Regions from separate parts of the Homo sapiens genome. Here all the other regions are linked to region 3. The links are chromatin contacts, found by Hi-C or POLR2A ChIA-PET in ENCODE. All regions are on one chromosome and are shown on one strand. The core of a region is the stretch at or near the end of the contact, and the rest is flanking DNA. Distances in the headings are between cores, read along the strand shown.

Region 1 (2,700 bases), core at 112-2,611, 1.1 Mb after region 3:
GAAAGTGACTTTTATTTCATCCTCAAAAGTGCTATTGAATAGTTGGAATGACTTCGTTAACTTAAAACATAGTTACGACTTCTTAATCGACTTACAACAACAAACTATGGCATCGCAGAGAGCTTTTTAACGTTTATGAGCTTCATCTCTTTGAGGGTAAAGACAAGCTCCAAAACGGCTTGAGACAATGCTTCGGAAAAATGTTACGTAATTAATACATTAAAACTATACAACTTAATGGTAAGGAGACATTTCATAAAAACTTAACCAGTCGATCCAAAATAATTCCTAATTTTACGTAAGAGGCAAACGGTGAAAGACCGAACATTAACTTTGCCAATCACCTGAAAGGAGCAGCGTGGTAGAACTACCCAGGACCGCCTCAGCACTCAGGGGCAATAGTGAACTACTGAAGCAACAGCTCCACCTACTGATCCACCCTATACTTCCTTAAATATGTTGGCACCCCAAGTCTACAGTGATCGCGCTCTCTCCCCCTCCTCCACTCGCTGTGACCCAACCCAAATCTAGTTGAGTCACTAGCTCTTAATACTCATCCCCGTGCTCTTTATTCCAATTTCTTCTTCCTCCAGAAGGTTCTGCACAGCTCCCAAGCGTGAATTAAACTGAAAGGTGTCAAACACCGCAGTTCCAGAGTTGAGTCTGGAGGTGGAAGACAACCAAACCACTCCACCTGGAGCTGCGGGCCGGCGTGGCTCAGCGGTCCGCTCCCGGGAAGGAGGCCCCGGGCGCTTCACAATAGCCTTTCCATGTTGCCCCACTCGGTCGCTTCTCCCCACTCAACAACCCACACTCGTCTCCGAACCGAAACCCTGAAGCCCCCCGGGTCTTGCCTCCGCTGGCCCTTCAGCCCGCCAACAGCCCGAGCCTCGCCTCCGCCCCCTCCGGGAGCCGAGGGAACTGAGAAGCAGAGAAATCTCCCTCCGCCCGTCTTCGCCCTGAATCTCTCCTCGCCTTTGCGGCTCTCCCCCTCTACATGGGCCCGGACCCTTCTACCCCACCGGCCGGGCCCTGCCCGGCTGCCCTTCCTCACCCTTTCATCTTCCCCGCCTGCTGAGGCCGTCGTTACCACCGATATCAACGCCGTCGTAGTCGCCGCCCTTAGGTCTCCGCACCCTTAGCTCGGGCCACTCAACCCCGCAAGCCGGCCTCCTAGCCTGGGCAGGGAGCTGTGCGAGCAACGAAGGCCGCGAGAGTCGAGTGAGGGCTTGAGTCTGGTGGGGGCGGGAGTGTCTCCCGCCGCCGCGCTTGTGCCGCCGCTTCTCCACACGTGCACTCGGGTCTCTCGGCTCCCTCCCGCCGCTGCCGCCAGCCAGACCCGCTGCCGCGCTGTGACCTTTCACCCCGCCCCTCGCGCGCCGGCGCGCCGCCGCCTCACGCGCAGCCGCACTGCTCGCCTCCGCGCACCCTGCCCCCTCCACTCCGGAACCTCCATCTTTCTCCTGGACTGGGCCTTCTGGGGTCATGCTCCTCCCTCCCACCCGCTTACGACACTGCTTGTGGGGCTGGCTCGGTAGGCCCTGGCGGTAAAATCCAGATTTTTCCACCCCTCCCTCTCTTGTCCCATATCCGCAAGATAGTTTTTCTCAGCCCCGTTCTTCCCAGTTTGTGGTCTCCAGAGTGACCTTCAAACGCTGTTGCCTCCTAGTAGGGTTTTATAAAGTTAGTTCTTCTAAATGTAAAGAAATCTGTGGAAAGCTCAAGTTTAAGTTAGGTGTTTTAAAACAAACGTAGTTAACAATCGGCCAGATAGATTGGCTACCCTCCAGCACGCCTCAAGTTTTAAGATCACGTGATTGGCCCAAACCTCAGAGCCTGGAATTTTACCGGCGGACTCCAGAGGGACGGAACGCCACCGCCATTTCCTGTCCCTCGATTGTGGCGTGAACGTCACTTCCTTAGCAATGCGCTTTAACTCTTGCTGTCCACATTTTCCACATTGTACTTTATAACATACTCTTTGTGAAAATTTATCTTTTATTTCTTTAATCCAAGAAAATTAATATTCAAGGGATCCGTAAAAATTCAGGCCCCCCGAGATGTAGAGCGCTGGGATGGAGGAGGCAGGGCGGAGCTCGACGTCATGTGACTGGTTGGGCCCGCCCCCCCCCCCCCCCCCAACCTGTGCAGCTGAGGACTTCCCCTCCGTGGTGACAGCCTCTGGGTCCTCGGTCGGTACAGTCTCTGCACCTCGCGCCCCAGCAGGTGAGCGGCGACCGGTAACTGGCGAGTGGTGGGGATAGAGGGGGTGGAAGGAGGCAGAGGAAGGAGAGAAGGGAGAGTGTGAACGGCGACTTTTCTGCCTGAGGCTTCCTCCCCGCTGTCACCCTGCACCGGCAAGGAGCTCATTTCTCCTTAACCCCCGCTCCCCCAAGTGTGGTCGTTCCCGCTACTTGGGGATTCAGATGTCCACCTTTCCCAGGGTTGGAAGTGAGTGCGGCCATTATGGTTCCCTACTCAGAGCCTTTGGGGCTTCGGGTAGCAGATTGTTTCAGCCATTTCACAGGGTCTGCAGTAGACATTAGGTCCCATTCCTTAAAGCCCATTCTTTGGCAAAGGTCCTCACTGTCCTTACCCTCAGCTCAGGGCTGAGGAGCGGGGAGGTAGCAAAAACCCTGGAGGCAGAGGCGTCTCCGGTGAGACAGGCTTGGGAGGGACTGTCACTGATACGGCCCTCAC
Region 2 (2,700 bases), core at 110-2,609, 1.2 Mb after region 3:
GGTACAGCTTGCTTTTATATATTTTGGGCAGACCTAATACATCAATCAATACATGTAAGATTTACATTGTTTCAATCTGGAAGGGGAGACAGCTCCAAGGCGAGAAGGAGGAACTTTCAGGTCATTGGTACATAAAAAAATTTTCTGATTTGCAATTGGTTGAAAGCGTTATTATTGACTGGGAGCTGTGGCTTGCACGTGTAATCCCAGCACTTTGGGAGGCCGAAGGGGGCAGACTGCTTGAGTCCAGGAGTTCGAGACCAGTCTGGGCAACATGGCGAAACCCTGTCTCAAAAAACAAACAAACAAACAAACAAACAAACAAACAAAGTAGTTAAGCATGGTGGCACACGCCAGTAGTCCCAGCTACTCGAGAGGCTGAGGTGGGAGGATTGGTTGAGTCCGGGAGGTGGAGGTTGCAGTGAGCAGAGATTGCGCCACCGCACTCCAGCTGGTCTAATAGAGCCAGAACCTGTCTCAAAAGAAAAAGAGAAAAAAGAGTTATTATCAGTAGAAAGGAATGTCTGGGTTAGGATAAGGGGTTGTGGATACCAAGGTTTTATCATGCAGATGCAGCCTCCAAGTAGCAGGTGTCCGAGGCAATAGATGATAAATATTTCTTCTCAGACTTAAGGTCTGTGTTGATGTTAATGAGGCATGTCCAATCCCCTCTTTCATCATGGCCTGAACTAGATTTTCAGGTTAAATTTGGAACGCTCTTGGCCAAGAGGAGGGGTCCATTTAGATGGCTGGGGGTGGGCCTCGGCATTTTATTTTTGGTTTACAGAACCAAGAATCTGCAATACGTACAGCAGTTAATCAGTAACTTCAATCCTTTATTGGAAGGAACAAGAGTTTCCTGGCCGGGGGCGGTGGCTGACGCCTGTAATCCCAGCACTTTGGGAGGCCAAGGCCAGCGGATTGCCTGAGGTGGGGAGTTCGAGACCAGCCTGACCCACATGGTGAAACCTTGTCTCTACTAAAAATACAAAAATTATCCGGGCGTGGTGGCAGGCGCCTGTAACCACAGCTACTCGGGAGGCTGAGGCAGGAGAATCGCTTGAACTGGGAGGCGGAGGTTGCAGTTAGCCGAGACGGGGCCTTGGCACTCCATCCAGCCTGAGGAATGAGAGCGAAACTCCGTCTCAAAAAAAAAAAAAAAAAGTTTCCGAGCAATTCACCTTTTCGCACATTGGGGCAGGGTATGCCATTTCCTGGGAGGCACAGTAGTTTGAGGTTGGGAATAGGGAAGTCTCATTGTGACCCCTAGAAAGACAAGCCTTCAGGCTAACCCGGTAACACCCATCGTCAGGAATCCTTCACGGCCGCCAGAGGGCGCAAGGAGCTGCGGCTGGAAGTACTCGGAGGGCCGGCGGAGGAGGCGCGCGGAGCCTGTAACTCGCAGCGCGCGCTGGAGGTGGGCGCGGGGCGGTGCGGTGCGGTGCGCGCGGGGCGGTGCCGCGGCGGCGGAGGGAGCCGCGATGGAGGGCGCTCCGACTGTCCGTCAGGTAAGCCGCGGGCCTCGCTGGGGCAGGTTCCCATCTGTGGCTTTAGCCTACTTTTTCTCACGGTGATTGCTTGAACCTTCTCAGATTACAGTTAATCCCTCCCTTCCCTTTTCTTCGTGCTCTTTGGAGTAATACGGAAAGTTGTTACCGAGGAAACGGTTTCCTGTGCCTCTGCGAGCCCTTTCCCTACGGGCGGTGGTGGGGACATTTGCTTCCCTGTGGGCGTTGAGGGCTTGAATTTGGTCCCGAAATGTCCTGGTGCGGATGTCTCAGCCCCAGGCCCCCTTGGGTCAGGCCCCATGGTCGTGATTCTGACCCACTGTCAACGTTTTTTCCAGCCTTGCCCCCTTCCTTTCATTCTCAGCCCTGTTGTAAAGGTCCGGATAGTTTAAATCACTGTGCTGTCAGCCAAGTTTTTGATTTCAACTAGTCTAGTTTTATTTGTTTACTACCTTATTTGACAAAACGGAAAGCGTGCTTATTAATATTCAGGATGAAACCCCGCTTTTGTTGGACGGGCGCCTGCGTTTCTGAACACCATCCTCCTTCTACATTGGTTTGTGTGTATGTATTTTACTTTTAGAGAACTGCGGTCAGTGCTATATCTTCTGAAGAGCGTTATAGTTTACAGATTAGTGGAGGTACACAAATAATTGTTGAATGAACAGATGAATGAGTGTTATTTCACTTGATTTGAAAAACATTACTATGAAATAGTCAAGCTGGATATTCATGAACCCAATCAGTCACTGATTCAGTTATGTCCCTGGCACTGGGTGTTCGGGATTAGATGGTGATTAACACAGACATGATCCCTGCTCTCAATAAGCTTATTGTCTAGACTAGAGATAAAATTATTTCCTCTATTGTAGAGTTAAGGAACAGATGTACAGAGATTGACTTTGCTAAGGACCACACAGCTAATAAGTCAGAGAGACAGGAATCTACTGTAGCCACCCCAGAAAGCCAGAATGGACCCCCATCCCAAATTTGATTCAGGTGTAGAAACTGATGATGCCACACACACACCATGAGGTTGGAGTAGAAACTGATGATGCCACACACACACCCTGAGGTTGGAGTGCAGTGGCGCAATCTCGGCTCACTGCAAGCTCTGCCTCCCGGGTTCACGCCATTCTTCTGCCTCAGACTCCCCAGTAGCTGGAACTACAGGCGCCCGCCACCACGCCCG
Region 3 (2,700 bases), core at 176-2,675:
TTGGAAAGTCAGAGGTGATGGGTGTTTCTCATCTGGGCAGAGAAACAAACACAAGGAGTCAGGATCTGCGGCTTCCTGGGTGGAAACAGGGCCAGACAAGACAGTTCAGACGGGACTAGAAAAGGAAGCAGAGGGGAAGCAATTGGCAAAAGGTTTTCCAATAGTCAGAGATGGTAACAAGCTGGTCCCAGATGCTTGGACCCAAATACTTAGAGCAATAAGTTGACTTCATAAGGTAAATTGTAAACTAGACAGTGCTGAGCCATATCTAATTTATACTTTAGGTGTCCTCATGATTTTCTAGAAAAAAATTACTATAAATTTTAATTATTTTGGTTATTTTCCAGTTTTCTTCAATGTTTCTTGTTAAATTTTAATTTGAATCTCTTTTCCTAAAGCCACCTTGTAAATGAGTCTTTATTTTGAGATTTTTTTTTTCTTCCATTTATTTGCTGAATTTAATCAATACTCTTCATTTCTTCCTGGCTGGCTTTTGTTTGTTTATTTTTTGGTCCACTTGGGTTTTTGTTTTTCAATTTTTCATTCACTTCAAATACAGGTAAGTAAGGCTTGAAAGAGATGGGTATTTGTAGAAGCCACAGCCTGGCAGAGAAAGGAGCATCTGCAAAGGCACTGAGGCAGGAGCAAACCTATCTTATTTGAGCAAAATTAAGAAAATCCGCATGGCTGGATTAGAAGAGCAATGGGATTATTTTTATTATGTGTCGGGCACTGTCTTAGGGGCTTTAAAAATATTAACTCATTTTGTTCTCAAAACAACACTACGAACAGGATACGATTTTTAGCCTCATTTCACCAATGAGGAAGTGAGGCACAGACCAGTTAAGTAATTTACTCAAAAACACACAGAAAATAGAGCCACAGAATAGTCTGGTTCCATCTTTTATACTAGGAGAAGGAGGAAAAGAAAGAGGAGGAGATGGAGAGGAAAGTGGAAGGGGAAGGAGAGGAAGAGGACAGGGAAGACTAGGACAGGTGAAAGGTAACAGGGTACCTCAGCAGGTAGGTCTCACAGAGCATTTCTGGGACTCTCACTTTTACTCTGAGTGAGATGGAACATCATGGGAAGATTTTAATCAAGGAAGTGACATAATTTGATTTACATTGGAAAAGGATCCCTCTGGCTGCTGGGTTGAAAACAGACTGTAAAAGAGAAAATGATGGAAGCAGGAAGACCAGCAAGGAAGCTATTAAAGTAACACAGGGTGTCAGATCAGCTGATATTCACAAATTCGGATTTTTCATGCAAAAAAAACCTCATCTTTGTGTTTCTTTAAACATATTGGCAACTAATTCAAGCCTTTGTAAAATACTGTGACTGCTCATTAAAAGACATGTTGACAGACACCACCCCCTCACCCGTAACACACACACACACATGCGCGCCCTCTCCTCTTGCATGACTCCTCTCTCAGGGCTGAGCTGTTTTTCTGAGGGTGCCACAATGAATCAGCTGCTTAGTCATCTCTGGAGTGCGGGAGCTAGCAGAACAGCAAAGAGGCATTACAAACCCAATAGCGGGTTTCACTTCCTTGAGCAGTATTTATTCTGCTCTCTACCTCATGCTGCCCAAACTGTTGGAGAGGCCCTATCCACTCTCCCTGCCTTTTCAGCCCTTATTCTCCCAAATGCAGCCACAGAGGAGGTAAGAGAGACAATCCTGGTTGGTGGCAGACATTATCCTAGTATCATTTTTCCTGCCCCTGGAGACCTGAGATGCTGAGTTATAAATGCCCCCTTCACATTTGAAACTATATTTTGCAAGCCCTAGGAAGGCAGCTGTGCAAAGCTTGCAAGGAGGACAGAAGTGTGCAAACTTTTTTTTATCCCCTCCTTAATAAAATCATACAAATTGATGCAGGTGAACCCGCTAGCCACCAGTGGATATCTGATATCAGTCTGAAAATTTTAGACCTGATTTCTGAGGTGTGCATGAGCTTTGGCCTTTGTTTTAATAACCAAGGGCTGAGATTCTCTTTGAGAAGAAGGTCCCCTCCCATTCTCTATGCATTTTTTATTTGTATAAATTTAAAGGGTACAAGCGAAATTTCGTTACATGCATGTATTGCACAGTGGTGAAGTCATGGCTTTTACTGGATTTGTTATCTGAAAAATGTACTTTGTACCAATTAAGTAATTTCTCATAATCTCCCCACCTTCTGTGCCCCCACCCTTCCAAGTCTCTAGTGTCTATCATTCCACACTCTTTGCCCATGTGTACACATTATATAGCTCCCACTTATAAGTGAAAACATGCAGTATTTGACTTTCTGTTTCTGAGTTGTTTCACTTAAGGCAATGGCCTCCAGTTCCATCCATGTCACCGCAGAACACATTATTTCATTCTTTTTTATGGCTGAATAGTATTCCATTGTGTTTATATACCACATTTTCTTTATCCTATTATCCATTGACAGGACACTTAGGTTGATTCCATATCTTTGCTGTTGGCCACACATTTTTTTAGATGTGGTTACTACAGCAACACACTTGTCAGGTCAGCCTTGGGAAGACAGCAATAACTTCTGTCAGGATACAGAAACAAATTTATCTTCTTAGTAGCTGGCCAGATAATTTCCTAAGGGAGAAAGGGCTTTGATAGCAATGAGGTGGGTAAAAGACATAGCCTTGGTCTTAAGTGAAGAAGGAAAGTAGACGGAAGACTGGGACCAAGCACTG
Region 4 (2,700 bases), core at 64-2,563, 1.5 Mb after region 3:
TGATGTTGGCACCACACGACAACAGCAGGGAGTCACAGCCTTTTCATAAATGCATGGAGAAATGAGGCATCAGCAGGTACAGGTTACAGTGACTCAGGTGGGGCACAGGAATTTCATGATTTTAAAAAAGGATTCCAGATTCTTCTGTTCTCCTTGCCAAAGGCTAGTCAATTTTCCCAGTTGCTTCTCTATTGCCCCCATCTTATTCAAAACTGCACAAATTCAAATGACCCCACTTCATCTAGACAAAAACGTAAAAAGAAAAGACAGTCAATCAAGATTCTGCTTGATTAACATCTTGGGAGAAGGCTAACATGAGTCTTCAGGGATGAAAATAAATGGCTCTGAGCCTGGGCTGTGGTCATAAACCTGACCTTGTCACTGCCTAAGCGAGGAAAGCAATGGAGGAAATTAGAGCTCTCGTTCCAGTGTGATTACAATTGTACCCTTAACAGGACATGACAATGTTTTTTGGCATTCAATTATGTTTTGCTATGCGTGCATGCATACACTCACACACTCACACACGCAGAGCTAGAATTGAAATCATCTCAAGTGAGAATTCTTGTGATGCATTTAAGGGGCCTGCATTTGACAAGTTGCTACCTAGTTATGGACTAAAATCTCACCAGGCACCCCCATAGCTTATCGCCTGTCATTTCAAAACAAAGACATCCTGCTTCCCCTTTCTGTGTCACACCTCATCGACTCATTCTCAGCAGACTCTTACTTTCATTACAAGCTCGGTGCCACCTCCCGGACTTTCATCAGATGAAAACTTGAAAGAAAAAAAAAACCCATTCCATGTTTTGACTTGGACTCTAGGTGTTGTTATTCTCTCAGTCCAGCTTGAGAAAAAAAAAAAAAAAAAGCCCACCCCACGAGGGGGCAGGCCTGCTTTCCTGTCTCCTGCCACCACACAGTCTCTGAAGTGTGTGAAGAAGAGAGGAAGAGACAATTAACACTCAGCACCAATCTGCATTTCCTTTTTAGCTGCCATTTACACGCTGCTCAGGTTTTGAAAACCAGCATTTCATGCTACTCCCTAGAGAGCCAGCACCAGCTTCAGCAGGATCCATCTGCACAGCACTCACATTGCTGAAATCTTCAGCCAACCCAGAATTCATTTATTTATTTTTTGAAAAAAAATGAGAGAGAGGAAGTGAGAGAGTACGAGTGAGAGAGCAAGCAAGCGGGTGAAAATAATAGATTAGAATCTGGTAATATTTAATGCGCACGCTTGACCAATCCCTGCGCTGGTCCAGGCAGGGGTGAGTCAGTGGAGTTTTTCTTTGATCATCTTCTAGATTAGTGTGAGCAGCGAGCGAATGAGCAAGAGCGTGTGACAACAGAGGATGACAGGCTGTGAGGTTCGAAGCAGGAAGGACACACTCCATAAGTCTCGGCACTGCTCATCAGCCCATGTGTCAGCACGCTCTTGCTGATGGGAGCAGCGGGGAGAAACGCCATACTGGGAAGTCACTGCTGGTGTGGGACAAGTTACAAGATGCTTCTGGGGGAGGAAAATGTGTATCATCAACTCCTCAGGTCTGGCCAACTTGCTTTATTTCCTTTAGCCCCCAAAGGGTGGAGCATTGAAGCATAATAGCTTCAATAAGCTTTGTTATTTTAACATTATTATTTTTTAAACTGAATTCACCACCACAGGAGGTCACAGAGTCAATGGTCACAGCTGGCTTTTAAAAAAGGGTTGAGTCACTTTGTGATTGATAAAACAGACTCAGCCTGAGATGAGGGCAATCAGGTTTCCTGCTTGAAGGCATCAGTTGATCACTACAGGGGTCGGAAAGAAGTGTTTTTCTTACGCAAGTTCTGGCATAATAGTCTAGGTGAATGCAAAAAAAAAAAAAGTTAGTCTTTTGATTTGTTTGTTTTTGTTTCTAAGAGAGAGCAGAGCTAAAAAGCCCATCCTTACCTCAGTAGACCAATGAGTGGTCTGATTCCATCTGGCTCTGCTGCTCAGATGGCAGTTGTGATGATAGTCATGCTACAGACACATTTACCAACTAAGCAGTGCAGACAGTACTCTGCATTGGCCCAGATTTACCTAGGAACAAGCACAGGTGTGCTCAGATAAGGAAAATACCTTAGGTCAGGAGGTGGGGTGAGCACATGGTTGTTAAAATAGAATTTAGTGAGTTAAAAAAAAAACCAGCAAACCAACACAAGACTCATAAGTACCCTATAGTATCTGCGGATGCCGTTACACGTCAAGTTAAACCACATCTTCTCAGGATACAGGGGTGTTTTGCAGCTCTCACATTAACACAGATGTGTAACGTGGGTTTCTCAGCCTATCAGAGATGGGGCAAGATAGGGTTATAATAAACAGCTTTTGTTTTTTTTGGCTCTGCCCTTACTAGGGGAGACTTCCAACCTTACCAATTCTCAAATAGTTCTTGGAGTCCCTGGTGAGAAGGATGCCCCTCTTCCACCATTCTGACTTAATGACACTGGAGCCACACTGCATGGGTTCAAATCCCAAACTCATTCCTCCACTCAAAATGTATTTAAGGGAGTGCCCACTGTGAACTTGACATTATTCTAGATGCTGAGGAAAGAGCCATTCCACATTTTCCTGTAATTTTGGTTCTAGTGAAGGTGTAGAAATGCAAATAAATAAACAAGTAAATGTATAATATTTCAGATAGAATATTATAGAGATGCTGTGGAGGGAAC

What was found. Hi-C counts contacts between places; a loop is a spot of excess contacts on that map. ChIA-PET counts read pairs that join two places held with the same protein, here RNA polymerase II (POLR2A). Pooled maps may share reads with other maps.
Region 1: a map of naive thymus-derived CD4-positive, alpha-beta T cell shows a loop between it and region 3 (3-fold over the local background). The contact joins the promoter of NAA50 here to the enhancer-like site in region 3. A Hi-C loop is called at or near these places in 1 of 168 maps with a recorded cell type or tissue (naive thymus-derived CD4-positive, alpha-beta T cell), 1 of 37 single-sample maps with no recorded cell type and 10 of 50 pooled maps.
Region 2: a loop to region 3 is called in a pooled map, with 3 times the contacts of the local background. The contact joins the promoter of GRAMD1C here to the enhancer-like site in region 3. A Hi-C loop is called at or near these places in 1 of 37 single-sample maps with no recorded cell type and 3 of 50 pooled maps. POLR2A ChIA-PET finds 5 or more read pairs at or near these places in 1 of 52 experiments (activated CD8-positive, alpha-beta memory T cell).
Region 4: a pooled map shows a loop between it and region 3 (16-fold over the local background). The contact joins two enhancer-like sites. A Hi-C loop is called at or near these places in 2 of 37 single-sample maps with no recorded cell type and 8 of 50 pooled maps.

What each region holds. Positions count from the first base shown.
Region 1 is chr3:113,744,888-113,747,587 of GRCh38, forward strand. It overlaps NAA50 (N-alpha-acetyltransferase 50, NatE catalytic subunit), which reads right to left and starts at 1,362. Exons shown (of 5, transcript NM_025146.4): 1 at 1,055-1,362. The coding sequence starts at 1,062. ATP6V1A (ATPase H+ transporting V1 subunit A) reads left to right here and starts at 2,148. Exons shown (of 15, transcript NM_001690.4): 1 at 2,148-2,226. RefSeq lists enhancers at 206-942, 546-695, 943-1,678, 1,679-2,414, 1,736-2,105 and a silencer at 1,266-1,385.
Region 2 is chr3:113,837,429-113,840,128 of GRCh38, forward strand. It overlaps GRAMD1C (GRAM domain containing 1C), which reads left to right and starts at 1,360. Exons shown (of 18, transcript NM_017577.5): 1 at 1,360-1,508. The coding sequence starts at 1,482. RefSeq lists a silencer at 1,373-1,572.
Region 3 is chr3:112,675,511-112,678,210 of GRCh38, forward strand. No RefSeq gene overlaps it. Among named protein-coding and RNA genes, the nearest start is that of CCDC80, 36 kb to the left of the region's middle. Within about 2 kb of position 1,426, at least 14 of the 41 ENCODE cell types and tissues checked have a DNase peak (open chromatin) inside an H3K27ac peak, as active enhancers do.
Region 4 is chr3:114,213,003-114,215,702 of GRCh38, forward strand. No RefSeq gene overlaps it. Among named protein-coding and RNA genes, the nearest start is that of ZNF80, 23 kb to the right of the region's middle. RefSeq lists an enhancer at 734-1,407. Within about 2 kb of position 1,314, at least 12 of the 41 ENCODE cell types and tissues checked have a DNase peak (open chromatin) inside an H3K27ac peak, as active enhancers do.